Regions from separate parts of the Homo sapiens genome. Here region 1 is linked to region 2. A link is a loop called in an ENCODE intact Hi-C map of the cell type or tissue named here. Cell type or tissue: heart left ventricle. All regions are shown on one strand. Links, peaks and the distances in the headings refer to the core of each region. The heading gives the core; the rest is flanking DNA.

Region 1 (16,108 bases), core at 5,130-13,129, 56 kb before region 2:
GCTAGTTCAGTATTGTAAAAAAATCCTCTTGAGTTTGTATTGGAATTGCATCAAGTTTATGGATTAATTTTGGGAGAATTGACATCTTCATGATTCCATAATGATTATGTTGTTATTTTTAGTAGTGTTGCTTTTAAAATTATGTTTTCTGAGTTGTTGTTGCTGGTATATAGAAATGCAATCCTTTTTTGTATATCAATTCTGCATTCGGAAAACTTGTTGCACTCTTTTATTAACTTTGTCTATAGATTGTCCAAGAGAGGCAGCAAAGTGTGATGGTAAACAGTAGACAGCCCCTTCTACTTTCTTTATTTTGTTGCCCTTTATCTAACATCTTAAATTGAATACTTAACTCAATAAGTAGTCTTTATTCCTTTTCAATGCCAGCATCTGAAAAAAATAAATGCTTCTCTAATTACTTTATCTAGTGTGTTGAGGGACCCAATGCCGCCACCGTATTCAATAAGGAGCTAGAAGGACTCACAGAACTTAGACAAGCTGTTCTATTCACCGTTATGGTTTATTACGATGAAAGGCTATAGAATACATTCGGAAGGAAAAAGGCACTTAGGGCAGAGTCCAGGCAGAACCAGGAGCAGCTTCCAGTTGTCTTCTCCCTGTGGAGTTATATGAACAGAACTTAATTCTCCCAGCAATGACGTGTGACAATATGGACAAAGAATTGTCAACCAGGGATGCTCACACAAACTTTTGTGTCCAAGGTCAGCTGCCTAGGCATGAAGCCCCCCAACTATTGACCCTAAATACGCAGTGTCCAACCCATTCCTCCCTATGAAGTCAAACTCATACAATACGACCCAGGGCTCCAGGCAAGCAAAAACAGGTGTTCACCATAAATTACATTATTAGCACAAACTCTGGCATTGCCCAAGGCCCGAGGTATACAAAGACACTCTTATCAGGCAGGATATTTCAAGAGCTAATAGTTGGTCAAGAGTCAGTCTTTTCTTTGAGGCATGCAATCCCATTGCTGCTGAGTCAACCCTTTACTATTCACTTATATTTTATGAGTTCGATTTATACTTCTATTGTTAATTTTATTTCTAAGTCTATAAAGTATATTTTTTACCTTTTAAAAAATATAAACGATAGATACTATATAATATTATACAACTCCTACACATTGCTTTTGTCACTTGAAGTTGTTCCATATTTGTAAAATAATTGTTTTTTATTCTTTTGGATGGCTGCATTTTATTTACCAATTTTCTATTGATAGATATTAGGATTTTTTGGTCCAATTTTTTGCTACTCAAAATAAGATTAATAACGTGTGTGTGTGTGTGTGTGTGTAATTTTACTTATGTTCTAACATATTTGTAAGATATATTCCCAAAGTAAAATTATTGGATTAAATGATATGCTCAGATGGTATATTCATCTGTAATATTAATAGATCTTGCCTTTCAGTAAACTGTTGCCCATAAAGATTTCACCAACTTTTATTCACTAGCAATGTAAGAAACTACCTGTTTCCCCATACTCTTGACAACTAAGTGTATTTTAAAATACTTTTATAATACCTGGTGTACTCCAGCACTACAGGAATAATATATTTGTAGCTTTCATTTTTATTTTATTCATCATGAGTAAGGTTGAGCATCTTTTCACATGTTTGAGTCTTTTTTTTTGTTTGTTTGGAGACAGAATCTTGCTCTGTCACCCAGGCTGGAGTGCAGTGAGGTGATCTTGGCTCACTGCAACCTCTGCCTCCCGGGTTCAAGCCATTCTCCTGCCTCAGCCTCCCAAGTAGCTGGGACTACGGACCTGTGCCGCCGCGCCCAGCTAACTGTTGTATTTTTAGTAGAGACGGGGTTTTGCCATGTTGGTCAGGCTGCTCTCGAACTCCTCGGTCTCCCAAAGTGCTGGGATTACAGGGACGAGCCACTGCACCTGGCCTTGAGTCACTTTTATTTCTTTTCAATGAACTGTTTGTGTATACTTTTTGTCCATGTTTCTGGTGGCTTATTCATGTTTTCCTTATTGATCTGAAAGAGCTCTTTTACACTGGTGATGTTAGCTGTCTATATGCATTATGAATTGGAAATATTTTTCCCAATTTGTTATCTAACTTTTTATTTATTGTGGATTTTGCCACACATTTTTAAACAATTTAATTCATCAGTCTTCTAGTTTTAGGAGGTCTTTTGCTATATTGTGCTTTTTAAAAAAACTGTAAAGTTATAAAAATTATTCTCAATGTTTCTTTGACTCATTTTATTGTTTTATTTTAAAATTTAAATCTTTTGGGCCTGGCACAGTGGCTCACACCTGTAATCCTAATGCTTTGAGAGGCTGAGATTGGAGGAGTTTGAGACCAGCCTAGGCAACAGAGTGAGACCCAGTTTCTAGAAAAAAAAAAAAAAAACCTAACAATTATCCAGGTAGCCAGGTATGGTGATGCACACCTGTAGTCCCAGCTACTCAGCAGACTGAGGAGAGAGGATCACTTGAGTCCAGGAGTTCAAGGCTGTAGTGAGTCTCTGGACTCCAGCAGCCTGGATGACAGCGTAAGACCCTGTCTCTTAAAAAAAAATAAGAATCTTTTATTCATCTGAAATATACCTTGGTGTAAGATATAAAGTAGAGCTAAACTAATTTTTGTTCCAAATGGCTACTCATTTATCCCAACACCATTTGTTGAATTTTCTATTTATCACTAAATTGAAAAGCCACCTTTATCTTTGTGTAAAGTGCCACATGTATTAGGATCTATTTATAGACATTCAGTTCTGTTTCACTGATCAGTCTATTTAATCACGCTTTTTTTTTTTTTTTGAGACAGAGTCTCGCTCTGGAATGCAGTGGTGCGATCTCAGCTCACTGCAACCTCTGCCTCCCAAGTTCAAGCAATTCTCCTGCCTCAGCCTCCTGAGTAGCTGGGATTACAGGCATGCATCACCACACCCAGTTAATTTTGGTATTTTTAGTAGAGATGGGGTTTCACCGTGGTGGTCAGGCTGGTCTCGAACTCCTGACCTTGTGATCTGCCTGCCTCAGCCTCCCAAAGTGCTGGAATTGCAGGCGTGAGCCACTGTGTCCAGCCTTAATCACACTTTTTATGGTGTGGAGAGGTAGGCGACAAAGGCCAGCATTGACTTCTTTGAGGTGTAAAATTTTGGTTGAGGTATAACAAACATACAGAAAAGTGCACAAATCACAAGTATAAAGTTCAATGAGCATTCACAGTGTAAATACACAGTACAGTATGTACTCAGCACTCATAACCAGTACTCAGACCAAAGAGCAAAACATTACCAGTACCTAGAAGTCTCCTTCTAGTTACCGCCCTCCTGAGGCTAACCACTGCCTGACTCACTTCTGATTTCTAATAGGATAATTCATTTAGGAGTTGAATTATTCAGTATACTCTTCTCTACCTTCTTTCCCTCAATATTACACTTATGGGATGCAGCCACTTTGATGCATATAGTTGTAGTTCGTTCAAACTCATTGCTGTAGAGTTTCCCACTGTATAAATGTAACATGTTGTATTTATTCATTCTACTGCTAATGAACATTTGGGAATTATTGATTTTTTGCTATTAAGAATAGTGCTTATGTGAACATTTATACATATTGTTTCATGAACTTGTGTTCATGTTTCTGTTGGATGTGGAGTTAGGAGTGGAATTACTGGACCAGAGGGTATACATATGTTCAGCCTAAATAATCAAACGGTTCTTCCAAAGTGATCATGCCAGTGTCAGAGTTTCCAGTACTCCACATCCCGGCTCACACTTGGTATTTGTAGCAGAAGATGTCGGTGGCCATCCATTTCCACTCAAGCTTCCCTATTTCAGTTCACACCTGCACCTTAATCTCTGCCTGAGGGTTTCCCTGGCCATCAGAACCTTCTAGGTCCTCACTCAAAACAGGCCAGAAGGGAAGGGGATTAATAAGCCCTGAGCAGAGATCTCAACCAATGACTGATGCGCCGTGGTTTATGCATACCCTAGCTCCCTTGACCTTGGGACAGGAAGACTCTGAAGCACATGCTCTACACTTGCTGTCAGAGCTCTGCAGTGGGAGAAAGCTCTAGCTGGCACTGGTGATGACATGCTTGATAATATAGCTGGTATCTGTGGCCTTCCCCTCCCTGTCTGTTTTCCACTTCCCTGCAGGTATTTTAAATCCTTGTCTCACAGAGTTCACTTCTGTGGGAATCCAAACTAAGGACAATCTATTTTTCTTTATTTTGGCTATGGTGGAGCCGGGGGTGATTAGAGGGAGAATATGTCTTAAAACACTCCTAATGGGGGATGGTGATAATGCAAGAACAGTTGAGAAAAACTGGCTTAGATATACGATTCGTATCAATTTTATTTTTGTGTATAGTGTAAGGGGAGGGGTCCGGTTTCTTTATTTCTTTTCTATTTTGCATATGTTTATCCAATTGGAAAAGCACCATCTATTGGAAAGACTTTTTCCCCCATTGAACTAATTGCCTTAACACCATGTCAGTAATAATTGACTATGTATATATATGGGCATATATATATATAATATGTGTATAGTCTGGTCTTTGTTCTATTAGCTTGTTGGCTTCTTTATCAATTATTATGCTAACACCATACCATATGGATTACTACACCTCTACAGTAAGACTTTTTTTTTTGAGGGTCTCACTCTGTTACCCAACAAACTTGATTCTTCCAACCCATAAACATGGCATATTTTTTCATTTATATGGGTTTATGATTTTTTAATAAATAGGTCTATGTATTTGATGTTATTGCAAATGGTCCTTTTTATTTCATTTCTCAATTGTCTCTTGCTAGTATATAGAAATACAATTGATATATATACATATATATGGGCATCATTCTGGTTTCTATTCTGTTCTGTTGGCTTCTTTGTCTATTATTATGCTAATATCATACCTATAGATTACTATACCTCTATAGTAAGACTTTTTTTTTTTGAGACAGGGTCTCAGTCTGTCACTCAGGCTGGAATGCAGTGGCACCATCTCGGGTCCCTGCAACCCCTGCCTCCTGGGCTTAAGCGATTCTCTCACCTAAGCCTCCCTGGTAGCTGGGATTACAGGCTCACGCCACCACACTGTGCTAATTTTTGTATTTTTAGTAGAGATGAGGTTTCACTGTGTTGGCCAGGCTGGTCTCAAACTCCTGAGCTCAAGTGATCTCCCCACCTTGGCCTCCGAAAGTGCTGGGATCACAGGCGTGAGCCACTGTGCCCAGCCTTTAGTAAGTCTTAAATAATGCCGGGCATGGTGGCTCATGCCGGTAATCCCAGCACTTTGGGAGGCCAAGGCGGGTGGATCAGCTGAGATCGAGAGATCAAGACCATCCTGGCCAATATGGTGAAACCCCATCTTGAACTCCTGGGCTTAAGCAATCTGCCTGCCTCAGCCTCCAACAGTGCTGGGATTATAGGCATGAGCCCCCATGCCCTGGAACTTTCTTAAATCCTCATATGAAAGCATTATAATTTACTTCTTTTTTATGCTTCCAGACTTTCTCCACTCTTTCATATTCAATATTCTTTTATCGGCATAATACACCTTATTATATTTATGCATGCGTATTTATTTTTAACTGAATAATGTGCTTGTTATATTGCTTAAAGTTTTTTTAAAAAACTAGTTTTAGAACATAAATTATTTTTATTGTTGTGTATTATAGGATAATGCTCATAATATTTAATCATTAAACTTGGCCTTTATAAAAAATAAAGTATCACACTTAGATAAGCATGTATAAGTAGAACAAACATGAAGCTTATATAGTAACTATATTTCTTTATTTTATTTTCCCTTTGTTTTTTTTACACATTCTTAAATACAAGTGCTTTGTTTCTATAGGAGATATTCTCAACATGGGATGTGCATCTAAGTTATGAAGCATAACAATTAAATAACATCCATAAACCCATGACCTCATGCAGAATGAAACATTTCTAGTCCCGTGGAAGCTACAGGACTGCTGGAATTTCTTCTCTGATCCAGTCCCCTTGCTTCGCAACAGAGGTGACCACTCTTCTGAAGGTTATGTTCATAATCCCTGTGCTTTTCTTTATAGTCTAGATATGTATCTATGTATAGACAGGGGAGATGTAGATGTAAATATAGATATATCTGAAAATATATTACTTTGTGACAGTTATTTTTAAGCTTTATACAAATGGATATCGTGCTGAAGTGGTATTTACCTTGAAGCACACTGTGATCATGACATATTTTGATGTTCACTTCCCATGTTTAGGTTCCTGCTTCTCCACGCCAATGACATGGTGAGAGAATAGAGGGGAAGCTGAAGACAAACAACATAAACTTATGTTTGAAAAGCACCTTTTACTCTATGAAATAAAGTGAGTGTAAGCAGTAAATGGAACAACAAGCTTTCAGAGTCACTGCAGGGCAAGAGCTGGGGAGGGAAGAGCTGGCTGGTCATGGAGGATGCACTGGAGTGAAAAAACATCACTCAATTGGCCAGGACATTCCAGGACATCAGGGAGACCACACAACAGCTAGAGTGTCTCTTTTCATCCAAATGACCGCAACACCTCTCCAGCAAGGGCACAGAACTGGGCTGAGGCTGAGTATTGCTGAGGCAATACCATTTAGAACATAGGCACAGGTAAGGATTTCATGACAAAAACGCCAAAAGCAATTGCAACCAAAGCAAAAATTGATAAATGGGATCTAATTGAACCTAAGAGCCTCTGCATAGCAAAAGAAACTATCATCAGAGTGAACAGAGAGCCTACAGAATGGGAGACAATTTTTGCGATCTGTCTGTCTGACAAAGGCCTAATATCCAGAATCTATAAGGAACTTAAACAAATTTACAAGGAAAAAAACAAACAACCCCATTAAAAAGTAGGCAAAGAACATGAACAGACACTTCTCAAAAGAAGGCATTCATGTGGCCAACAAACATATGAAAAAAAAGCTTAACATCACTGATCTTTAGAGAAAGGCAAATCAAAACCACAATGAGATATCATCTCATGCCAGTCAGAATGGCAATTATTAAAAAGTCCAGAAACAACAGATACTGGCAAGGTTGCAGAGAAAAAGGAAAGCTTTTACACTGTCGATGGGAATGTAAATTAGTTCAACCCTTGTGGAAGACAGTATGGCAATTCCTCAAAGATCTAAAGGCAGGAATAGCATTTGACGCAGCAATCCCATTACTGGGTATATACCCAAAGGAATATAAATCATTCTGTCATAAATATACATGCACCTGTATGTTTATTGCAACACTATTCACAATGGCAAAGACATGGAATCAACCCAAATGCCTATCAATAATAAACTGGATAAAGACAATGTGGTACACATACACCATGGAATACTATGCAGCCATAAAAAGGAATGAGATCATGTCCTTTGTAGGGACACAGATGGAGCTGGAAGCTGTTATCTTCAGCAAACTAACAGAGGAACAGAAAACAAAACAACACATGTTCTCACTTATAAGTGGGCGCTGAATGGTGAGATCACATGGACACATGGCAGGGAACAAAACACACTGAGGCCTGTTGCGGGGAGGGCCTGATGCAGGGAGGGAGAGCATCAGGAAGAACAGATAATGGATGCTGGGCTTAATACCAAGGTGATGGGTTGATCTGTGCAGCAAACCACCATGGCACACATTTACCAATGTAACGAAACTGCACATCCTGCACATGTACTCCAGAACTTAAAATAAATGTTGAAGGAAACAAAAACAAAAAAGAGGCCGGACGCAGGAGCTCACCCCTGTAATCCCAGCACATTAGGAGACCAAGGTGGATTGTTCACGAGGTCAGGAGTTTGAGACCAGCCTGACCAACATGGTGAAACCCCATCTCTACTAAAAATACAAAAATTAGCCAGGCACGGTGGGGGGCACCTGTAATCCCAGCTACTCAGGAGGCTGAGGCAGGAGAATCACTTGAACCCGGGAGGCGGAGGTTGCAGTGAGCCGAGATCGCGCCATTGCACTTCAGCCTGGGTGACAGAGTGAGACTCCATCTCAAAACAAAACAAAACAAAAAGCAAAAATAGAAAATCCTTTATAAATATTTGTTAAATTGGTAGGATTGTTAGCATAATTTACAAAAATTTTATTCATATTATTCTATAACATATCTAAATAACATTCATGTTAACAAATATCAATGGTTCTTTGATTTAAAAGTGGTGAAAAACAAGCTAATCGTAAGTTTTCTATACACCCATATATTTTCCAATAGCATGACACTGTCCAGATATTTAGAAATAGGCTATCCGGAAAAGAAAGAACTTGCTGAACTCCAGAAAATATAAAGTAGATACAATTCAAGGTTTTTGAACCTTGGAAAAGGAAGGATAATTTTCTATAAATAATTTTTTCACAACTGTGTTTCTTATATTCATACCCGGGTATCTTAATTGGTGTATTACCAATTTGCTTCACTAGATGGAGATATGAGGCCCAATAACTATAAATTTCTTCAAAAATGAAGCATAACTCTTGATATTTTGAAAAACATAATTTATTTGTAGAAGAGAAACTACAGCTTGTAAGACTCTTCTTAAGGGAGACGATCTTCCATGTAATACATTGTTGGCCCCAGGGAGAAACGTTTGCTGGGATTGATGGTGAGTAGTTTACTAGTTAATATTTCATCAGTGTACTGAGTAGATTTTTTCATTTATTCACCCACTTATATGTTCCTTTTTTTTTCTTTTGAGATGGAGTCTTGCTCTGTCGCCCAGGCTGGAGTGCAGTGGCGTCATCTCGGATCACTGCAAGCTCCGCCTCCCGGGTTCAAGTGATTCTCCTGCCTCAGCCTCCAAGTAGCTGGGACTACAGGCGCCCCCCCCCACCCCCACCACAGCCCGGCTAAGTTTTTGTATTTTTAGTAGAGACGGGGTTTCACCGTGTTAGCCAAGATGGTCTCGATCTCCTGACCTCGTGATCCGCCTACCTCGGCCTCCCAAAGTGCTGGGATTACAGGCGTGAGCCACAACCCTCCACCTATATGTTCATTTTTTTATTCATTGACCAAACACTTAGTTTGCCCGACACTGTTAGGCATTGGGATACAAAAATAAGGACACAATCCCCACTCCTCAAGAAGCTCACAGTCTCCGTCAAGTAGGGGAGAAAAGTATGTAAACTATTAATTAGAATACGTTCAGGGCAGAATTATAGAATGGGTTAACACAAGGTTTGCTGGCTGCACGAAGAGAGAAACAGCTGGCTCTTATTGAGTAAGAGAACATGCTTAGGATGAGTTTCAAGGGGTGAATAATTCAGAGGCAGTCCAGAATGAGAATAAGACTATAGCAGTCCAGACAACACTTGGTGAGGGAGTTCGCTTGAAGGAAACAAAAACAAAACCAAAAATAAGGCCGGGCGCTGAGGCTCACGCCTATAATCCCAACACTTTGGGAGGCCGAGGAGGGCGGTTCACGAGGTCAGGGGTTTGAGACCTTCCTGACCAACATGGTGAAACCCCAACTCTACTAAAAATACAAAAATTAGCTGGGCGAGGTGGCACGCACCTGTAATCCCAGCTATTCAGGAGGCTGAGGCAGGAGAATCTCTTGAACCCGGGAGGCAGAGGTTGCAGTGAGCTGAGATCAGGTGGGTACCTGTGGGAATAGAAAGGAGGAGATGAGTGCACAAGATGTAGAGAAGGTAGAATACGTTAGACTTAATGGCTCAATGATTGTTGGAATCAAACGGGAGGAGGAAATTTTCTAGATAGTTTGAAAAAAGCACTGTGGAAGTCAGGATAAAAATTCAACATGACTAGGAGAAATTGAAAATAATTTTTGTTTTTTGAGACGGAGTCTCGCTCTGTTGCCCAAGGGGGAGTGCAGTGGCGCCATCTTGGCTCATTGCAAGCTCCACCTCCCAGGTTCACGCCATTCTGCCTCAGCCTCCCAAGTAGCTGGGACTACAGGTGCTCGCCACCAAGCTCAGCTAAGTTCTTTTGTATTTTTAGTAGAGACGGGGTTTCACAGTGTTAGCCAGGATGGTCTTGATCTCCTGACCTTGTGATCCACCCGTCTTGGCCTCCCAAAATGCAGGTGTGAGCCACCCACCTCTTCCCGGCTGAAAATAATTTTAATAAGCCACCTCTATTCATATCTTAAATTGTAAACTGCCTTCCCACTCCCTTTTCTTGAGATCTCACCCCATTTTCTGCTTACTCTGGCATGTAGACATATTCTTCCTGCCGAATGAGTCAGTCTCAGTCTAGATTTGTGCTGACATGTCTTAAATTTCCTGTAAAAATAAGAAACTAGTACATTATCTCTCTCTCTTTCCCCCTTTTCCTCTATCTCTGTCAAAGACACACACCATGCACATACATGCACACACACTGACAAGGATATAGAAAAAGTATAGTGTCATCTTTATAGAAAATGTATGGAATTACTGTGCATAAAGCAGAGAAACAATCCTGTACTCATAACATACCCCAGGAAACTGTGCAGTTGTTACTCTCGAGTGTTCTTGGATTCTGAAATGGAAGATAGGACTTACTGCAGACATTTCATACTCATCTATTTGGAATAGTTCTTCTAGGTTTTTTTTTTTTGTAAAGTCCTATTATTTATGGAAAGATTGGAAATCTAGAGTTTTTTGTTTGTTTCCAGTCTTTCTCTTAATTTCCGTGAATTTAACTCGGTTCTTATCTAACATTCATGTGTTTAATTTTATTCATCCCTAACACAGGGCATATAATAATACACACCCAGTGAGTGTGTGAGACTCATGGAGAAGCAGGTTTGCCATGACCCCATAAACCAGCCCAGACAGCTGACAGAGGCAACTTGAGGTGGGGGGAGAGAGAGAAGAAAAGTTGAAGTCACAGAGAGCACTTTCCCTACAGGCAGAGTCAAAAGAGGCAGAAAAATGTAAACTTCAAAAATTCTGGACTTGCTTTTAAAAGCTTTGTGTTTTTTATTTGCATAGTGATGAAGAAAAAAGAATTTAGCTGTGCATATTTGAGTTCCATCTAGAGATTCTCCCAGCCTCCCTATCCATCTCGTCATCTGTATCCACATCATCTCTGTTTACATCTATACCCTTGTCTACGCTTTAATCTACTTCCATTAGCTTCTCATCTTCCTCATGTCTGGATCATGCTGGTGGTACAAATAGGGTGGACAGAGGAGCACTGGGAGTAACATAAACTATGTTTGACGACTGGAACAAGCTCAACAAGTACAGACTCCACCTGTCTTTGCAGTATATTTTTGAAAAACTTTGTACAGGGTTCAAGTCTAAATTGTTTCAGATATAACGTGAGCCAATGGAAGGAGCACAAGAGGTTTACATTAGAAGGTCTTGGTTCATAGAGTTCCTTGGAAAAGTGGTTGATTCCAGGTCTGGGTCAGGGAAAATCTAATTGAGCATGAAAATCTTGTGATATCAGAAAATAAAGAAGGACTCAAAACAACAACAGCTACTCCCCAATGACAGAGTCAAAAGGATGAAGAGCCCACCATTGGAGTTTCCAATGGCCAAAGTCGGAACAGTTTGACCAAGAAAATAATGACAATATTTGATTCTAAACTAGTGGAATAAAATAAATATCCATCAGTCCATATATATCAGCATAAATAAATAAGTGAATGAATAAATACATAAATAAATGGGGGAGAAGTGATACTTCTACCTTACAGGAGAATTGTAATTAATGAATGCAGGAGAAATGAGGAAAATACAAAGTCACTGTTGGGTGGACAGCACAATAATAATTGTTGCAGACAAGATCTACTGGTAGTCTAAAATCATTGGGTGAAAGTTTGAGGTAAAACAGGATATTAGCATAGTCTCAGTGTATCTCCTCCAAGATATCTGTCAATCACAAAAGAAAACATAGTAGGTGTACAGTGGAGAGACCTGCCAGATGCCAGTGTTTTTTTTTAAATCTTTTTTTTTTTTTTTTTTTTTTTTTGAGACAGAGTCTCACTCATCGCCCAGGCTGGAGTGCAGTGGCAACATCTTGGCTCACTACAATCTCTGCCTCCTGGTTCAAGCGATTCTTCTGCCTCGACCTCCCGAGTAGCTGGGATTACAGGCATTTGCCACCATGCCCAGCTAATTGTTTTGTATTTTTAATAGAGATGGGGTTTCATCACGTTGGTCAGGCTGGTCTTTAACTCCTGACCTCAGGTGATCCACCCACCCCGGCCTCCCAAAATGCTGACCCTGACTCTTCAAAAGGGTCAAGGTCATAGAAGGCAGAGTGTGAGACAATCTCTCAGATTGGAGAAGTCGGACAAGTGGTACCTAAATGCAACATGGGATTCTGAATCAGAACATACAGAAAAAAAAAAAAAAGACACAAGGGAGAAAACTCATAAAATTCAAATTAGGTCTGTAATTTAATAGTATTGTACCAGTGTGAATTAAGTTAATTTTCTGGTTTTGATCATTTAACTATGGCTGCATAATTATTAACATTAGGGAAAGCTGGGTGAAGGTTATACATAAAGTCTCTGCACTATTTTTGTAACTTTTCCATAAGTCTCACGTTATTTAAAATTTTAAGTTTTATTTTTTAAGACCTTGGCTCGAGTCTGAGCTCTAACACTTATTAGCTCTGTAACCTTTCTGGGGCTCAATTTTCTTACTAAACAGTGAGTTAGGATGGACGACCCTTCGGCTCCTTCTGGAGAGCTATGGAGAGGTTCTCTTACCCACAATGTTTGCCTTCCTTTACTTCAGCAAGCTACACAGTCACTGATCAGCAGTTGTGGAAATGCAGAATCTTGAAAATTGTCATGAAATTTTATTTACAGGTATTAATAATTTATCTCTGAGGTTCAACTTTCCACCTAAATGCAGAGTGATGCAGGACTGTAGAATTATTCCCAGCTTGTTGGGTGTTAGAAGCTGCTTTAACAGATATTATGCCAACAGAAAATTCACCTAAAAGTCTTGTTAAAGAGAGTGTTTAGACTAGAAGAAAACACAAAAATACAATATCACCTACTAAAGAGTAGTGGAATTATGAGTGGTCATTTTGTTTCAAAGTTTCCTTAATCTTATCGTTGTCTTTTTAGGATTAAAAATATGTTTACCAAAAAAATGCTTGTACTTGGAATAGATAGACGTATTGTTGAAACTTACCAGCTCTCTGATCCTAGCAACCAGGAAGAATATCCCGGGAATGCTTTGGCAGTTAAAAAATAAATCAGCTTGGCAGTGATCACTTCCCTTGATACCCTCCCACACGCCCACATACACATTTCTCTTGACCACTACGGACATTCCAGGCTCTCTCCTTCCAACAGCATCTGCCTCCCTGTGAGAATTCTTCCATGGGGCCTTCATCCCTGCAGAAACACAGCATCTAATTAAAATAGAAATCTGAGTTCAGGGATGCAATACCTCAAACTAGGAGGGTTCTCCTTTTCATTAGGCTATCTAATTTCAGCAAGATTTTCTTTAGTCTTTAAAATCAGAAGACCTCTTCCTCTTGGCCATTCCACCTTTTTCTCTTATTTCAAAATTCTACTTATCATGCTTCTTCTTCAACACAACAAAGTGTCTTTAATACTTTACCTCTCCTTGTACAGTGTTTGTTATAGGAAGTTTAGTTTTTTTCTTTTATTTTTTCAAGTTTACTGGAAAATTTCTATGATCAAATCTTCAGAGAGCTGAGCTGAGTGTGGTGGCTTGGGCCTGTAGTCCTAGCTAACTGGGAGGCTGAGACAGGAGGATTGCTTAAACCCAGGAATTCGAGGCTGCAGGGGGCTATGATCTACCACTGCATTCCAGGCTGGGTGACAAAGTGAGACCTCATCTCTTAAAACAACCAAACAAAAAAATTGGCCCAGCATGGTGGCTTATTCCTGCAATCCTAGTGCTTTGGGACGCCGAGGTAGGAGGATCACTTAAGGCCAGGAGTTCAAGACCAGCCTGGCCAATATAGTGAGACCCTGTCTCTAAAAAATATAAAAACTGAAAACAAAAATAAATATAGAGTAGAAATAATCCAGAAAACTCTCTGAGAGCCCCTTTAGAATGGTTTGCTTTCAGAAGAACTAGCAAGACCTTTTTACGACCTCACCCTATGAAGTGCTCACACCCACGTGACTCAAGGAAAGCACATGCTCTCTGAATTACTCAGCATCATTATAGCAATAAGAGAATGACACGTGGGCAGTAATGGTGCTAAGTCATTACCTGTTGGTACTGCATGACTCGCTTTAGTTGCCTAAAGCTCCACATAGTTGTTTAATGTCAGTCATTTTCTTGAAGGTTGCTCTTTTACCACCAGTGCCAGGCTCTACCATGGAGTGGCTTTAATTGTTGCCTGGATTAATCCAGATAGCTGATGTTTTAGCCCTTTGAGCACCAAAACAAAAATATTTTCTAAACTGTTCTCTGTGGAATTTTCATGTATTTATCCTTCCTCACATTTAAAATAGAGTATATTACATTTAATTTAACATTTCTGGATGAGTCCTATTATAAAGTGTGATGCCCTTTGTCTAGAAAAATATATAGCCATGTCTGATTCATGGCTCAATTATTCTAGGCCCACACTCTTTTTTAATTCTTAGGTCATACTTTTAGTGTTTTTTTTTCACCTTCGCTGTCAAGGTATCACCCTACTCACTATTACCAGTGTGCCGCATTGTACTTTTCAGCTACTTCTAATTTGATGTAGGCTTGAAAATGAAATATGTGAGATCATAAAATAACATGTAAAATAAGAGTCCTATAGAGAGGCATGTGTGATAACCTCTCTCATTAATAACATACATGAGCTTTGAGTATGATCCAGGAGAAGTGAAGGAAGCTAGAAAGAAAATAAAATGATTCATTGGACTTGATTCTTGAAACTGTCTTTTTTGAGCAGCCAAGTTACAAAAACATAAGATTATGTTATTCTTTGAGATATATTTCACACACAATAAAAAGCACAGATCTTCAGTTTACAGTTTAATGAGTTTTGACAAATGTATACACCTTCGTAACCCAAAGCAGGATACAGAGCATTGGCATCCCCCCTGGAAGCTCCCTTGCGCCCTTTCTTGCCAATGCCCACACCCTACACACACACACCCAGAGGCAATAGTTGTTCTGATTTCCATAGCTATAGATTGGTTTGCTTGCCTTTTAACTTTACGTAGATAGAATCATATCATGGCCCAGAGTGGTGGCTCACACCTGTAATCCCACCACTTTGGGATGCTGAGGCGGGCAGATCACGAGGTCAGGAGTTCGAGAGCAGCCTGGCCAACATGGTGAAACCCCATCTCTACTAAAAAGACAAAAATTAGCCGGACATGGTGGCAGGCACCTGTAATCTCAGTTACTTGGGAGGCTGAGGCAGGAGAATCGTTTGAACCCAGGAGGCAGAGGTTGCAGTGAGCCAAGATCATGCCATTACACTCCAACCTGGATGACAGGGAAAGACTCCATCTCAAAAAAAAAAAAAAAAAAAAAAAAAAATCGTACCATAAGCACTCTTCTATTAACATATTATCTAGCTTCTTTTGTTCAATATATTATGTTGGAGGCTCACATTGTTGCATGTATTCAAGGTTCTCTTGCTTTGTTGACTAATAGTACACTGTACAATATAGTACACTTTGTTTATCCATTCTTCAGCTGACAGAATTTGGGTTGTTTACAACTTGGGGCTATTAGGAATATAGCCCTATGAATATTTAAGTACAAGTCTTTTTGTGGACATACGCTTTTATTTCTCTTGGGTAAATACTTAACAGTGGAATTTTTTTTTTTTTAAGACGGAGTCTCGCTCTGTCGCCCAGGTTGGATGCAGTGGCGCGATCACCGCTCACTGCAAACTCCGCCTACCGGGTTCACGCCATTCTCCTGCCCAGTAGCTGGGACCACAGGCTCCCGCCACCACGCCCGGCTTATTTTTTTGTATTTTTAGGAGAGACGGGTTTTCACCGTGTTGGCCGGGATGGTCTCAATCTCCTGACCTTGTGATCTGCCCGCCTCGGCCTCCCAAAGTGCTGGGATTACAGGCGTGAGCCACCGCCCCGGGCAGAGTGGAATTTTTATTTATTTAAAGGGTCCAATCTTACTACCTTTTTTTTTTTTTTTGAGGTGGAGTCTCGCTCTGTCGTCCAGGCTGGAGT
Region 2 (16,108 bases), core at 2,949-10,948:
TTTGCATAGACAAGGCTTCCTTATATTGAACAAATCATACTTATGCTTGGGCCTGTGGGCTCCCAAGTGGTTACGGGTGTTCCAAGAGATGGGTGGCACAAAATGAAACAGTAAGTTAAGGAGGAAAAAACAGAGCCTTTTTTTTTTCAATCTAAAAGCTTTGTACTGTTTAATACATGGATTGACAGTCAATTGCATAGAAGGCAGTTACAGAATAGTGGTCAAATTAAACTCCCAAGCTAGTCTACCTGGATTTGTGTTCTGACCCTTCTATTTAAACACCATTGACCTTGGACAAATTACTAACCTTTCTGTGCCTCCATTTCATCACCTATAAAATTGACAATGTAATGAAATGAGTTGAACTCATAAACTTGTTATGAGGACTATATGGGTTAATATCCATAAAACAGTTAGAACAGTGCCTGATGCAAAGTAATCACTGTGTAAATATTTATCCCATTAAGTGGAATAAAGATTATAAATAGTCATTTTTGGCAAATCCATTATGTATTTGCTATCAATTGTTATTTACATATTATCCTAAGATCCTCAGACATATTTGGAAGAAGAGACAAACATAAAAACACAGAAATCAAGACCATCCTGACCAACATGGTGAAACCCCGTCTCTACTAAAAATACAAAAATTAGCCGGGCATGGCAGTGCATGCCTGTACTCCCAGCTACTTGGGAGGCTGAGGCAGGAGAATTGCTAGAACCCGGGAGGTGGCAGGTGCAGTGAGCCCAGATCGCACCACTGCACTACATCCTGGGCGACAGAGCGAGACTCCATCTCAAAAACAAAAAACAAAAACAAACAAACAAAAAACTATTATTCTAGTTTCAAAAGGAACTAATAAATTCAGTGTGAGTCAGTGGCTTACACAAGTTATGGTGAGTCCCTAAATGGTACCATTTGGCAAAAAAGACACTCTTTACTGGTCAGAGATAGAAAATAAAAGGAGAACCCAGTTCAGTCATAAATTTTATACTAAAAACACAGGAAGTCACTGAGGTTCCTGTCTCAAGCATAAATTTCATTTCTCAGACCAACAGAGTCAGAGATGGTCTGCCACACCAAGAGCCAGGGTCTCCAGGCATGTTTAGCTCCCCCAGTTACTGCCCCCAGCCCTATTGTTCTAATGTGTCTCGCAGTTGGCTGCATGGGGCAGCCCCACAGGGAGCCCCTGACTACCCTCCACCTAGACACACAGAGAACCACTCCCGTTCTGCCCTTTTCCAGCGTCTTCCTGCTGCTGCTGGTGTGGGAAAAACTCCAGCCTTTAGACATGGAATGGAAGCATCTGTGGAAAGCCCAGCAGCTGGGAAAACCACCAAGGTGGCCCTCCTGCCCCCATGTGACCTTAATTAAATGGCCCCAATTTATTGACTTCCTTTGATTCATTTTTGCTAAGTTCAGTCAGTTTTTTTTCCCCATGAATATTTTCTTTTGAAAAGGCAAGAATATTGGGCCAGGCACGGTGGCTCATGCCTGTAATCCCAGCACTTTGGGAGGCCGAGGCAGGTGGATCACCTGAGGACAGGAGTTCAAGACCAGCCTGGCCAACATGGCAAAACCCCGTCTCTACTAAAAATACAAAATTTAGCCAGGCATGGTGGGGCGCATCTATAATCCCAGCTACTCAGGAGGCTGAGGCAGGAGAATCACTTGAACCTGGGAGGTGGAGTTTGCAGTGAGCCAAGATTGTGCCACTGCACTCCAGCCTGGGCAACAGAGCAAGACTGTCCCAGAAAAAAAAAAAAAAAAGAATATCTTAGATGAGTAAATTCTTTCAACCTAATTGTTTTTCTCCTAATACCTAGTTGAGACTAGCCAAATCTGAGTTCAGTTTTCACTTAATAAGCATGCATTGAGCACCTCTGAATGTGCCAGGCATACTAAGTGGGCCAAATAAAGACCATAAAAAGCTTCATAGCAGCACGAGTCAGGTTTTGCCACCAAATGAGCTTCCCCCATCTGCTGTGCAGAGGGGATTTATAGGGGGAGAAAGATATTAAACAAGCAATGGCAGAAGTGATAAATGCCATCAAAGAGGAACGAAAAGATGCTGCCCCAGCTTCCAGGAGAGGAACTGAACCTGAGGTCATGGAAGAGTAACCCAAGTGGAGACTTGAAGGATGGGTTAATGTTAGCCAGGAGAAGGAGAGAGGAGGGTGTCCTGGGCCCCAGTGCAGAGATGGTGACTGCAGGGATGTGGGGGCAGCCTGACCTTGGAAGGTTTTATGGATTTGCATCCTCATGCCTAGTGAAATGACAGGTTTTAAGAAGGAGAATAGCCTCAGCTGACCTGAATTTTAAACAATCCCTTTGGCTGCAGTGAGAGAAAGAAGTGGACAGATGGAAACCAATTAGGAATCTGTTCTGAGTCTAGGCAAGGGGTAACGGAGATTTAACCCAAGTGGTGTCACTGGAACTGGGGAGAAGTGGAGAGATTGAGACACTCAGGAGACAAAGCCATAGGACTCAGTAATGTAGCATTTATAGGAGGTAAAGAAGAGGAAGACTTCTGGCTTCTGGTTTGAACAGTAAGATGGTTGGTGAAGTCCTACACTGAGAAGCAGTGTTAGGGGGTACAAGGATGAGTCTTAGTCCAGAAATGCTGCTTCTGAGGTGCCAGGGAGACATCTGAGGGATGCAGCACCTGGAGGCAGGGAACGAGCAGGGAAGAGACGTCCATCTGGAGCCATCAGCATCAAGGCTAATCACCTGGCAAGTGTGTGAAGAGTAAATGAGAAGACAACCAGCACTTAACGGAGATAGGCAGTGGAACTGGTGGGCCAAGGAGACTGTGAAGAAGCAAGCAGGGAGGTGGGAGGTGAGCAGGGCGAGTGTGGTGTCACAGAATCAAGGTCAATGAAGACACTGGGTGAAGTGTGCCTGGATTTGGAGTCCTGTACCTCATTTGTTGTGTAGAACAGGAGCAAGACCTGGCCTGGGTGACATGCTGAGCAGCATGCAGGCCCTGCCAAGGGTGAAAGCATGATCCACCCACGGTGGCATCAGGCCACCATGATGTAACCTTGTCACTCAGCCTTAGCAACTTGGGTGCAGTGGGTGGCTGGCAGATGGCTGGATACAGGCAGAGCTGGGGTGTGTCCTGGCAGGCGTATCAAAAGGACGAAGCTAAGGAGTTTAGGATATTGGCAGGAGGGTGGTTAAAGGGATGAACCATGGAATCTAAGCTGGATAGAAAAGGAAGTGCAAGGAGGGAAGTGGCCAGTGGCGGAGGAGAAAGCCAAAGGAAAGGGACTTAAGGAGAGGAAGTGGGTAAATTTGCAGCAAGGAACACTGGGGGTTACAAAGTCAGGCTTGTGTAGTCAGGGGACACTGGGCTTACCAGGGATAAAGATAAAAAGCAGGCTGGGCGCAGTGGCTCATGCCTGTAATCCCAGCACTTTGGGAGGCCGAGGCATGTGGATCACAAGGTCAGGAGATCGAGACCATCCTGGCTAACACAGTGAAACCCCGTCTCTACTAAAAATACAAAAATTAGCCGGGCATGGTGGTGGGCGCCTGTAGTCCCAGCTACTCAGAAGGCTGAGGCAGGAGAATGGCATGAACCCGGGAGGCAGAGCTTGCAGTGAGCCGAGATCGCGCCACTGCACTCCATCCAGTCTGGGCGACAGAGCGAGACTCTGTCTCAAAACAAAACAAAACAAAACAAAGATAAAAAACGAACGAGACCATTTCTGCCAAATTAAACTACTTAATAAGACCAGACTTTCCCCCAAGAAAAGGGAAAGAAATGCAAAGAGCAGCATAGGGAATTAATGGAATTGTCATAACCCTGTTTCTTCATGATTAGGTGGGGCATTACATAAAGAATACAGAATCCCAATACATTTTTAGAACTCTTGCTTTGATTTCTCACTAAAAAGGCCCCATTCCTATAATGAATGACTTAAGAGAAGAGACATGCTCAGCTAGAGGAGGACAGAAGTTGCTAATTTGGGATTTGGCTTTGAATTCCAATAATCTCTGCCATTAACTTACCATATGATTTAATAATGGGATTTTAAAAATCTAATATAATGTTTATTCAGCACTTCCTAAATGCCAGGCACTATCCTGAGAGTGTTACATGTTGATTTCGTTCAATCTCCACGACTCTGAAGTATGTACTTGTATTGCCCCTATTTTACTGATGGGGAAATGAGATGTAAAGAGGTTAAGTAGGTTTACCAGTACTCTTAATTTTTCAGCTAAGGGTGATAATGCCAATTGGTACATTATAAGGCATGAACCATAAAAATGATGGTACAATTCACCTAAATTTCACCTAAATTCTAAATAATTTTGATTACATGAAGGATTTGATTTAAAATGTTAAAAAAATCTCAATACAAACCTGTATTTCTCTGAATTAGCATGCACTCCTCCTTTGCAGAAAAATGGCTTCTGCTTGAAATGCCAAAGTCAAAGCAGTACTTATTCTTCCCCATGTCAAACAAAGTACAGTTAAAAATTGTCCTCCTCTCTCCCAGGGGCAGGCTGTTTTCAGCCAAGTGAATGGTCCTCTTCCCAGGGTATCTGGGGGCCTCCTTGAAGACAGTGACCACTCCTTGGACGAAGGTGCATGGTGGAGGCAGCACTGTCACCTCTACCCCGGACTCACATGTGAGTTCTGGCACCATCACCAGTTTGTATCCAAATTTCTGGGCCAGGTCAATGGGTCCTGTGGAGGTAATGACTGAGTCTCGCCCAAGCAGCTTCAGCACCACGGTGACATAGGCTTCTGGCCCCAAGGGTGCACAGCCAAACTCAACCCACTGACCTTGAGCAAGTTCTGTCCTTTTGCTGGTTCTTATTTCCAGCGGCTGTCTTGAATTTCTTCTTGCCTCAGGAAGACTGTTGGTGAAGATGACATCCACTACGATGTTGGGCTTGTCCACAGGAAACGGGCACAGTGGTTGACTGGTAAATAGGCCCACTTGGAAGGTGCCTTCTGCTGCCTTGGCACTCCTATTCAAGTCAACGTGAAAGACAGGCCATTCCACCTTCAGAAAGGCACTTTTCTCCCACCAGGGGAATGGAGTGCTGTTGTCTGTTGCTTCTGGAGTCATTGTGAACCAGTAGTCACCAGCCTCCTTGAAATAGAAGCACTCAAACTTTAGTGTTCCCTGGGACTGGTTGGTCAGGAGGTACTTGGTAGTTACAGTCTGATTGGTGTTGGCCTCCAACAGCAGGACAGATACATTCCTCAGTGTCCCATTAGCACCATCAAAATACTGGAAATCCACATACACTGTGTCGTTGCTTAGTGCTACATGGCCTGGCTCTCTCAAGAGAAGATATTCAGCTTCTCCAAGAACTGAAATGAAGTGGTCAGAATTGGTTTTTAAAAGGTGCATTTGAGAAGAACTATTAGTGACATTGATGAAAACAGAATTTTTAAATTTTTTTTTGAGACAGGGTCTCATGCTGTCACCGAGGCTAGAGTGCAGTGGCGCAATCACTGCTCGCTGTACCCCTAACATCTTGGGCTCAAGCGATCTCCCACCTCGCCCTCACGAATAGCTGGGACTACAGGCACATGCCACCACACCCAGCTAATTTTCTTTTTGTAGAGACTGGTTTCAAACTCTTGGGCTCAAGCAATCCTTCCACCTCAGACTCTCAAACTGCTAAGATTATAGACATGAGCCACTGCACCCAGCAGAAAACAGCATTTTAGACAAGAGAAGTTAGAACTGAGCCAGGGATGATGTAAAATGATACTGAGCACAGATCCTGGAAGCTGGCCATTGTGCTCTTTCCATGGAAGTGGTTCTGTTCCTTCTTCATCTTTCATAGTTAGGTTTAAAATAATTAGTGGTAAATACTCTGAATTCACAACATTCAACAATGTGATATATCTGCAATGAAAATCTATACAGCCAGAATAATAATTTTTAGGATTAAAAACCCAGTATCTCATATTGTTAATCAAAGATTCTGGTGTTTAGATATTTGGGGAAAATGGATATACAGTGAAGAGAAAGCTTGATTTAAATGACACAATACAAATTGTTCTGGATTATTTTAAATGTAAGACCCTAAATTTATTTCAAAGTTATTATTTACTGATATTCAAGACAAGCACTGGGGAATTTTTACCAATAAAGGAATCAGTGTCCTCAGTTTGTATGAGGCAGACATATTTAGATGGATAAGAAATGTTGACACTTTATGCTGCATGGATAACCGAAGGGATAGGGTGAACATTTCTGAAATAACTAGGCTTGTCCTTGGCAATTTAATGACATTACAGCAACTTTTATTTGCCTAAATAGGACAGATGACTACTACTTCTCAAGTATCATTCTGTAAGGATCAATCATATCTTTTAAAAAGAGACCCAGCAGAGCAGCCTAAGTGAAAAGTGCAAAGAATAGACACACAAGAATCCTTGTTTCTATTTTGAATCCCATCCAAATATATATCAAAGGAGGCAGAATTTGGCAATACAACAGTCAGCTGGCCCGTGGCTAGGGTAAGAAACAGTTCTAGATGTAAGGGATTGAAGTTCCCTTTAGGTTTGAAAAACAACTTGTGGAAGTATGAATTTATTATTCTTATTATATATGCCTCATGAATATATATGTCCAAAGGGGCCCATGTGTTTTTTTGTTTGGGGTTGCAGTCTTTAAAATACCCTTATATATATGCAATCAATGATTATTAGAATCAGCACATGAATACCTTGGCACACAGAGGAGTTTTTAATTAGCACAGCATTTCACCTAGTTCTCATTTGAGATGAGGTGAAATAAAAGACATAAAACTTGGATGACTTGAATGCTTGATTATCACTTGTTTGAAAACCATAATAGGATAAAGTTCTTTTTTTCTCCAATTAAGCAAAAACAAGTTGAGGGATATTCCCTTTTGTTTGGAGATGACTCAAAGTTGAGGAAGGTGGCTGATTCTGGTGCAGCTTGTGTACTGGATCAGACCCAACCTGGTACCTTTCTTGAACTACTGTGTAAAGAGACCCCAGCACTTACCACAGCCCAAGCAAGTGCTTAAGACTGAGAACAAAGTCATACTAATTTGGATCTGAAGGGGGCAGGATGGTTCTGTGGTCCATTTAAGAATAAGAGGCATACACCACTTAGTTAACTAATGAAAGTCTATTGCAGGCTGGTCCGATGGTAGCAGGTTATCAGAACTTATTAACATTAGTGTCACCAAAGTTGGTATATGACCCCCAACTACTAAATTTGACTGGCTTAAAAAAAAAAAAAAAGCAGTCTCTTGTGTATGACAGGGATTGTCAGTGAAGCAGATCAGATTCTGATTGATGGGAGCCAGTCAATGAAAAAGACACACATGCCCCGTTGGAAATGGAAAACAAAGATGCAATTGATGAGTTCCAGCAGCAGCAGATAGGAGGTATGTACTAGAGGGAGAATTTGCTACTTTAGAGCTCCTGTTAGAAAACTACAATTTGGGCCAGGCACGGTGGCTCACACCTGTAATCTCAGCACTTTGGGAGGCCGAGATGGGTGGATCACCTGAGGTCAGGAGTTCAAGACTGGCCTGGCCAACATGGTGAAACCCTGAATCTACTAAAAATACAAAAATTAGCTGGGCATGGTGATGGGCGCCTGTAATCTCAGCTACTCAGGAGGCTGAGGCAGGAGAATTGCTGGAACCCGGGAAGTGGAGGGTGCAGTAAGCCGAGATTGCACCATTGCACTCCAACCCGGGCCGACAACAGCGAGACTCCATCTCAAAAAAACAAACAAACAAACAAACAAAAAACTACAATTTGGTTCTACCACATCCTGACTACTGTAATATACAGGTAATGCTAAATTTTGATCAGTATTAAGTAGAGATAAAGCAGGGTAAAACAGATCTACGACAATACCTACTTTTTTTATCAGTGGCTTGTGCACTCAACCTCTATGCTCTTTTTTTATGCTCATTCAACTTTCATTTTCATATTCCAGTAAGAAATTTTGCTATTAACAACAAACACCCTTGTATAATTTGTTTAAATGGAGAATTTCGATGCTTTATTTATCATTATGAAACCAAGAACACATACTTTTTTGTAGAAGGCTGTTACATGTAGAGTAATCTGTGTTTTTTTGTTTTTGTTTTTTTGTTTGTTTGTTTTTGAGACGGACTTTTGCTCTTGTTGCCCAGGCTGGAGTGCAGTGGCATGATCTCGGCTCACCACAACCTCCGCCTCCCGGGTTCAAGTGATTCTCCTGCCTCAGCCTCCCAAGTAGCTGAGATTACAAGTGCGTCTCACCACATCCAGCTAATTTTTGTATTTTTAGTAGAAACGGGGTTTCACCATGTTGGCCAGGATGGTCTCAATCTCTTGACCTCGTGATCTGCCCGCCTCGGCTTCCCAAAGTGCTGGGATTACAGGCGTGAGCCACTGCATCCAGCCAGAGTAATCGGTTTTTAAGAAGGGATAAATTACTTTTTTTTTTTTGAGACAGAGTCTCGCTCTGTCACCCAGGCTAGAGTGCAGTGGTGCGATCTCGGCTCACTGCAAGCTCTGCCTCCCGGGTTCACGCCATTCCCTGCCTTAGCCTTCCGGGTAGCTGGGACTACAGGCACCTGCCACCACATCCGGCTAATTTTTTTGTATTTTTAGTAGAGATGGGGTTTCACTATGTTAGCCAGGATGGTCTTGGTCTCCTGACCTGGTGATCCGCCCACCCCGGCCTCCCAAAGTGCTGGGATTACAGGCATGAGCCACCGCGCCCGGCCAAATTACTTTAAAATAAATGAATCCCACACTGGCTTTCCTTAAATCCGGTGTCTTCTTGTATAAATAAACTTCTTAAAAAAGAAAAGACTGAGAAAGGAGGTCTACTGAATGAAATGAACAGCACAGGCTCTGGTCCATTTAACCAGCTATGCCATTCACATTACACAAGCCAGTGTCCTCTATATCTTGGATCACAATTTCTTTACCAAATTCAAAAACAACTTCCACTGCCATGCAATCAACTGCTTAGATGTCTATGAAATATTTGGAAATCATCAAAAGTAGTGAAGATTATATCATATTGTTGACTCTATTGTTCAGTAGTTGTATAAAGCTCTCTGAGAAATGAACTCAATTTTTAGGTGAAACGAATGACGAGAACAGACTTTAAGCACCTACTATTTGCTCATTCAGGGTGTTTTGCACTCTTGATATTATCATAACAACCCTGTAAAGTCAATATTATTGCTGAGATTGAAAGAGATTAAGAAACTTTTCTAAGAGCACGCAACTTTCAAGGATTGAAATTCAGATTGGGTCCAAATGTATGTTAGCACCAAAACTCGGTCAAGTGAAATCTTATGTAGAACCCTAATATACACAACATCATTGCATGTGTGTATGAAGTGATTTATCACACTTAATTACTGGGAAATCAAAGAGAACTCAAGGTAACATGCTTGCCTCCAATTTGTTAAAATTTGAGAGAGTTGGTTTTTTTATTTTTTTAAGAGTTAAAAATATAAAATGAAATACGAATCAATCATGCAGAATCACTGAAGCATAAGAGAACCCAGGGTTGCAAGGGTCACAGTTGAGAAAGCACTGCACTATATACCCTACCCTGCCTCCTTCAGGAAGAGTCATCAACATCAATGCATTTATAATGTCATCTTTATGTCTTATTGCTACCAGTAGCGTTAAGTATACTCACAATACTCACCATAGTCACAGAGTACCACCAACAATAGATTTGAAAAGTCTTTCAACATTGGTTTCATTCTGATTGACAAAATCCCAGGTCTTTAGTCTCCTCATGTCCTTTCTCACGTCCAGATTGTGATTTTTTTCCCCAAAAACACCTGAAATTAGAACCTCAAAAAATGATGGCTCCGTTCAATGTGATTGATAAAATAGTAATCATTAAATGACAAAACCATTCTAAAACTCAAACTTTCTAAGTGATATTGAAAGGAAACTAGAGAGGACACTAATTTTCCCTGGGGCAATGACTTATAATTATACAAGCCTTTTTCATTCCATTATAACTCACAGGTCAAGAATATGCAGGTATGCCCAACACCCACTAAAATTATCTTTGCACAACACCAAAGTCTCTTCTCTTTACAGCACATCCTGACGTGGAGAGTTTATTGTTATTTGCTTAATTTTATCAAAGTTAATAGCCAATTTGGATACATTTTCACATTATTTATCTGCTTGGCATTTCACACTGATCAATTTACTAAATTTCTGCTAAACTTTAATTTAGCATTGTGCTGTGTATACCCAAATGCTCCCTGCCTGGCGTCCACAAATGGGCTAACATTTCCTTGCACAATTGGTGTGTTACCAGGATTGCTTCATTTATCAATTCCTAGGAGCTACATCCAAGTGATCAAAGCTTTTTTAAAAAAAAGATACCCCAGAATACTACAATTAAATATGAACTCCATGTGGCCCTGACTTCCCTTGTTTAGGGCAGCCTAAGGAGAAAACAGACAAATAACAATCATCTTCATCAGTCCTGCAATACTTGTTGCTGCTGGTATGCATCACGAGATCGGTGGTTCACACAGCAATCTTCCCAGTCTACCTAAGAGGGCAGGGAAGACCTTGCTGGCCTGTGGTTCAGTTATTTGTTGGAAGAAGCACTTATTTTATTTTATTTATTTATTTAGAGATGGAGTCTCACTCTGTCGCCTAGGCTGGAGTACAGTGGCGAGATCTCGGCTCACTGCAAGCTCCGCTTCCCGGGTTCACGCCATTCTCCTGCCTCAGCCTCCCGAGTAGCTGGGACTACAGGCGCCCACCACCATGCCCAGCTAATTTTTGGTATTTTTAGTAGAAACGGGGTTTCATTGTGTTAGGCAGGATCTCGATCTCCTGACCTCGTGATCTGCCCATCTCAGCCTCCCAAAGTGCTGGGATTACAGGCGTAAGCCACCGCACCCGGCTGGAAAAGGCACTTATTTTTATATAGACTATTCAACTATAGAATAAGATACTGGGCATTTAAGACAGTTCTTTCATACTAGAGTCTAGCAAACTATGTATTAATATTAAATATAACCAAATATGTACTTTCTTAATGTTTAAGGTCCCCCCCATTATTCACATTTTTTTTTTTTTTTTTTTTTTTTTTTTAGACAGAGTCTTGCTCTGTCACCTAGCCTGGAGTGCAGTGGCATGATCTTGGCTCACTGCAACCTCCACCTCCCAGGTTCAAGTGATTGTCCCACCTCAGGCTTCTGAGTAGCGGGGATTATAGGTGTGCACCACCACGCTTGGCTAATTTTTGTATTTTTAGTAGAAACGGTGTTTCACCACTTTGGCCAGGCTGGTCTCAGATGTCTGGCCTCGTGATCTGCCCACCATGGCCTCCCAAAGTGCTGGGATTACAGGCGTGAGCCACCACACCCAGCCCACAGTTAATCATTTTAATAAGCAAGTATATTATATTCCAAATACATGTTACATCTTTTCAGATAAGAGCACAAATTAGTGGAATTAAGAAGACTGATTGAAATAAGCCAGAATTCAATGGAAGGGAAACTGGTGTGTCTTATTAGCTTTCTTTCAGCAAGAGCTGCTGAACAAAGGAAATACTGTACTTCCTGAAAGGGAAACAGAGATTTGAAGTGTAACTATGCAGATTAGGGCTCCTTCCTCTTCCCCGCCACCCCCACCCAAAAAAAAGAAAAGAAAGGAAAGAAGAAGAAAATTGTTTTGGGTGGAATTAGCCACAGACTTGACCCAATTCTTTCCTCGAACATGGACTGGGAAACCTGGGCAAAGTCAGCCAGTAAGATCCTTGCAGAACACATCACATCACTTGGGCAAGTGTGAGCACTTAAGACAATTACAATGCTTCTTTTAAGTCACTGAGACCTGGTAACCAAACTAAGAAGAAGCAAGCTCCCAAAAGTTGAACTGGCTTCTCTCAGATTTGTTTGCTTCCACGACAATAACATTTTTATTTTTGAAGCCCCAAATCATTACTGATTTAGTGATTATAACACATTTTCTTTCTTATGAAAATGATCGGTAAAACATAGAATGGTGAGACAATCTATATTTAGAGCTGAATGGAAAAAGACTTATAAAACAGACCAGCCTACTTGTCAATCATAATATGGAATATGATCATAACATTAGTCATAATATGTCTCTTTAATTTCTTTCTACCTTGCTTATTTTCTTTCAACATGTTGTTCTCAATACCTCGACTGACTTCTTACAATGTTTGCATTGAGAATTGTTCTAAGAAATTAAGAACTTAGATATATTTTATACACATTTGAAAATACTTCTACCTAGCATTCTTGTATGTAAACTTTAGAGACAAATTCTAAATGCATCAGCTGAGAAGGTGGGGAAAAGTTGTGAATATTCTCAATGGCTAACAGCATCACCCAACCTGAGACCCCATGTTTTTGCTGAAACCAGCTAGGACAAACGCTTCTAAATCTCCCTTCATAGCTGCAGAAAAAGTAAATGAATTACACTAATGTCCATGGGACCAATGATTCGTGAAAGAATAAAATGGAAAACGAAGCAGTTATTTTGTCCCTTCTGACCAACATGCACATGCTTGTGTGTATATATACCAATAGTATTTATTGGGAGGAAATCTCTAGTTCTAAAGCAGCTCGTGTAAACAGGCTTCATTTATCTGTTCATTCGAGTTTGCTCTGCCCTGGTCCCACAGGTTGGGTGCAGCGTTCCTGGGACGCCCTGGCTCGCCCCATCTACTCAGCTTCCCAAATGCCCGCAAGCCCAGTTCACGCCTGGAAGTCTACCCCTCGCGTCGTCAGCTTAAAGCCCTCCTTAATGAGGACCGTCTTTAATTTAATTTAATCCTTGTATTTCATACTTTTTGTATATCAGAAAGGATTTCTTTTTGGAAAGAAACAGTAGCTCAAGACGCGATTTTTCAAGGTTCTGTGGCCAGTCTCAGTCACTCGGCAACATCTGAGCCAAGGCAGAGCCAGGTTCACTTAAATTCGGGACTCCGAAGTGTGGAGACCAATACCCCTTAAAAGCGTCCCCTGGGGCCGAGGCGGGTGTGGGGAGGGGCCGCCACCGTCCACCTGCGCCTTCAGGCTGCGGTGAGGTGGCAGAGTCCGGAGGCATTTCCCGACCCCAGAGGAGCCTCCAAGAGTCTCGCGGCACGGGCGCGAACACCAGGATGCGGAGGGCGCTTCTTACCTTTCGAGACTGACGGGCAGCAACCCCAGGCCGTCCGGGCGCGTGGCGAGGCGGACGGGAAGGCTCAGGGGCGGCGAGGTAGAGCGCCAAGCATCCCGCGTCCCAGACTGCACGCCCTGACCCCGCGGCGTTCGGCTCCCACAGCCCCGCGGGGCCCGCCCCCGACGGCGTGGGGAGGGCGGGCGCCGGGAGGGCGGGGGGCACACGGGACCGGGCGTGGTCGGTTCCCGCCCCTTCTGGGCAGCGCATCCTTTCCTGCCGGTCCCCAGCTCGCCAGCTGCTGGACAGGAAACAGGCAGGAAACGCGCGGCCAGCCAAGGTCCTGCGGGAGGGGGTGCGGCCCCGGCAGACGCAGGTCCCCTCAACACACACCCGCATCCACAGCACACAGCCGGACCAGGGGTTTAACGAAGGACGAGCGAGCAATCTCCTGACACTTCACATTCAATCACTTCTACTCTAGTGTCATTTTCTTCAGGGAGACCACAAAAATAAGTCCTTGAAGCGGCACAGCATGTGGGCTGTAAACTTGCTTTCCCAAATGTCACTGAAGAGTTTCAAAAGAACATAGTTCAGGTAAAGTGCATCTCCATTTTCTTTCCCTGGGGTCAGAATTGGTATTAAAAATAACTAAACATTTTAAAAACTCTACTCTGCAAGTGTTAAAGTTCTTTTTATAGGAATGTGAATTAGTTCAGCCACTGTGGAAAGCAGTTTGGAGATTTCTCAACTAAAAACAGAAAGATCATTCGACCCAGCAATCCCATTACTGGGTGTATGCCCAAAGGAAAATAAATCATTCTGCCAAAAAGACACCCGCACTATGTTTATCACAGTACTATTTACAATAGCAAAGACATGGAATCAACCTAGGTGCCCATCAACAGTAGACTGGGTAAAGAAAATGTGGTACATACACACCACGAAATACTAAACAGCCATAAAAAAAGAACAAAATCACGTCCTCTGTAGCAACATGGATGCAGTTGGAGGACATTATCCTAAGTGAATTAACATAGGAACAGAAAACCAAACACCGAATGTTCTCACTTATAAGTGGGAGCTTAAACAACGGGTACTCATGGACATAAAGATGGCAACAACAAACACTGGAGACTCCAAGTCAAGGGAGGGAGAGAAAGGGGCAAGGGCTGAAAAACATCCTATTGGGTACTGTGTCCGGAATTGGTGGGTTCTTGGTCTTTCTGACTTCAAGAATAAAGCTGCGGACCCTCGCGGTGAGTGTTACAGTTCTTAAAGGCGGCCTGTCCGGAGTTTGTTCCTTCTGATGTTCGGATGTGTTCAGAGTTTCTTCCTTCTGGTGGGTTCGTGGTCTCGCTGGTTCAGGAGTGAAGCTGCGGACCTTCGCCATGAGTGTTACAGCTTTTAAGGCGGCGCGTCTGGAGTTGTTCGTTCCTCCCAGTGTGTCCGTAGTCTCGCTGGCTTCAGAAGTGAAGCTGCAGACCTTCGCAGTGAGTGTTACAGCTCATAAAGGCAGTGTGGACCCAAAGAGTGAGCAGCAGCAAGATTTATTGCAAAGAGCCAAGGAACAAAGCTCCCACGCTTTGCAAGGGAACCCCAGCGGGTTGCCACTGCCGGCGCGTGCAGCCTGCTTTTATTCTCTTATCTGGCCCCACCCACATCCTGCTGATTGGTTCATTTTACAGAGAGCGGAGTGGTCTGTTTTGACAGGGCGCTGATTGGTGCATTTACAATCCCTGAGCTAGACACAAAGGTTCTCCACGTCCCCACTACATTAGCTAGATACAGAGTGTCCACACAAAGGTTCTCCAAGTCCCCACAAGAGTAGCTAGATACAGTGTCCATTGGTGCATTCACAAACCCTGAGCTAGACACAGGGTGCTGATTGGTGTGTTTACAAACCTTGAGCCAGATAGAGTGCCGACTGGTGTATTTACAATCCCTTAGCTAGCCATAAAGGTTCTCCAAGTGCCCACCAGTGAGGAGCCTAGCTGGCTTCACCCAGTGGATCCCGCACCGGGGCTGCAAGTGGAGCTGCCTGCCAGTCCCGCGCCCTGTGCCCGCACTCCTCAGCCCTTGGGTGGTCGATGGGACTGGGCGCTGTGGAGCAGGGGGTGGTGCTCGTCAGGGAGCTCGGGCCTCACAGGAGCCCATGGAAGGTGGGGGAGGCTCAGGCATGGCGGGCTGCAGGTCCCGAGCCCTGCCCTGCTCAGGGAGGCAGCTAAGGCCCTGCGAGAAATTGAGCGCAGCGCCGGTGGGCCGGCACTGCTGGGGGACCCAGCACACCTTCTGCAGCTGCTGGCCCAGGTGCTAAGCCCCTCATTGCCCGGGGCCGGCAGGGCCCACCGGCCGCTCCGAGTGCGGGCCCGCCGAGCCCACACCCACCCGGAACTCGTGCTGGCCCGCAAGCACCGTGCGCAGCCCCGGTTCCCGCCAGCGCCTCTCCCTCCACACCTCCCCGCAAGCTGAGGGAGCCAGCTCCAGCCTCAGCCAGCCCAGCCCAGGAAGGGGCTCCCACAGTGCAGCAGCGGGCTGAAGAGCTCCTTAAGTGCCGCCAAAGTGGGAGCCCAGGCAGAGGAGGTGCTGAGAGCCAGCGAGGGCTGTGAGGGCTGCCAGCACGCTGTCACCTCTCAGTACTATGTTCATTATCTAGGTGACAGGATCAATAGAAGCCCAAACCTCAGCAACATGCAATTACCCTTGTAACAAACCTGCATATGCACCCCCAAATCTAAAACTAAAATTTAAAAAAGAGTTTTAAGTTTTTGGGAATATATGAGAGGATAGATTCCACCTTAACAGCTGTGCTTGTTAAATTGAGTAACTATGCAGTATGGTTTAACACTTGCTTTTCTTTTATGCAGAATATACCATTTGACAGCAAAACTAATATCCGGTATGCAGAATATACCATTTGACAGCAAAACTAATATCTGGTAATGGAAATCAAAGCA

Evidence for each region. Peaks named below come from ENCODE experiments on the same cell type or tissue, not always from the same donor. Only the 100,000 strongest peaks of a DNase experiment are listed, where the experiment ranks them.
Region 1: it touches region 2 in a loop (2.0-fold over the local background); 7 of 110 quality-filtered maps call a loop at or near these places.

Annotation. Positions count from the first base shown.
Region 1 is chr13:52,335,045-52,351,152 of GRCh38, forward strand. LINC02333 (long intergenic non-protein coding RNA 2333) reads left to right here. Exons shown (of 3, transcript NR_120400.1): 2 at 5,849-6,013; 3 at 6,249-6,839. It overlaps LOC105370207 (a long non-coding RNA gene), which reads right to left and starts at 13,660. Exons shown (of 3, transcript XR_007063810.1): 1 at 13,231-13,660; 2 at 10,181-10,256; 3 at 9,527-9,616. RefSeq lists an enhancer at 13,210-14,409 and a silencer at 14,060-14,189. In heart left ventricle, for the core only: no CTCF peak of the experiment used is centred there; a DNase peak (open chromatin) is centred at 8,767; H3K4me3 peaks cover 1,107 bases; H3K27ac peaks cover 1,300 bases.
Region 2 is chr13:52,392,859-52,408,966 of GRCh38, forward strand. THSD1 (thrombospondin type 1 domain containing 1) reads right to left here and starts at 13,314. Exons shown (of 5, transcript NM_018676.4): 1 at 13,173-13,314; 2 at 9,685-9,823; 3 at 4,374-5,336. The coding sequence starts at 9,742. It also overlaps the pseudogene RNY4P24. RefSeq lists a silencer at 13,244-13,403. In heart left ventricle, for the core only: a CTCF peak has its summit at 7,086; a DNase peak (open chromatin) is centred at 3,063.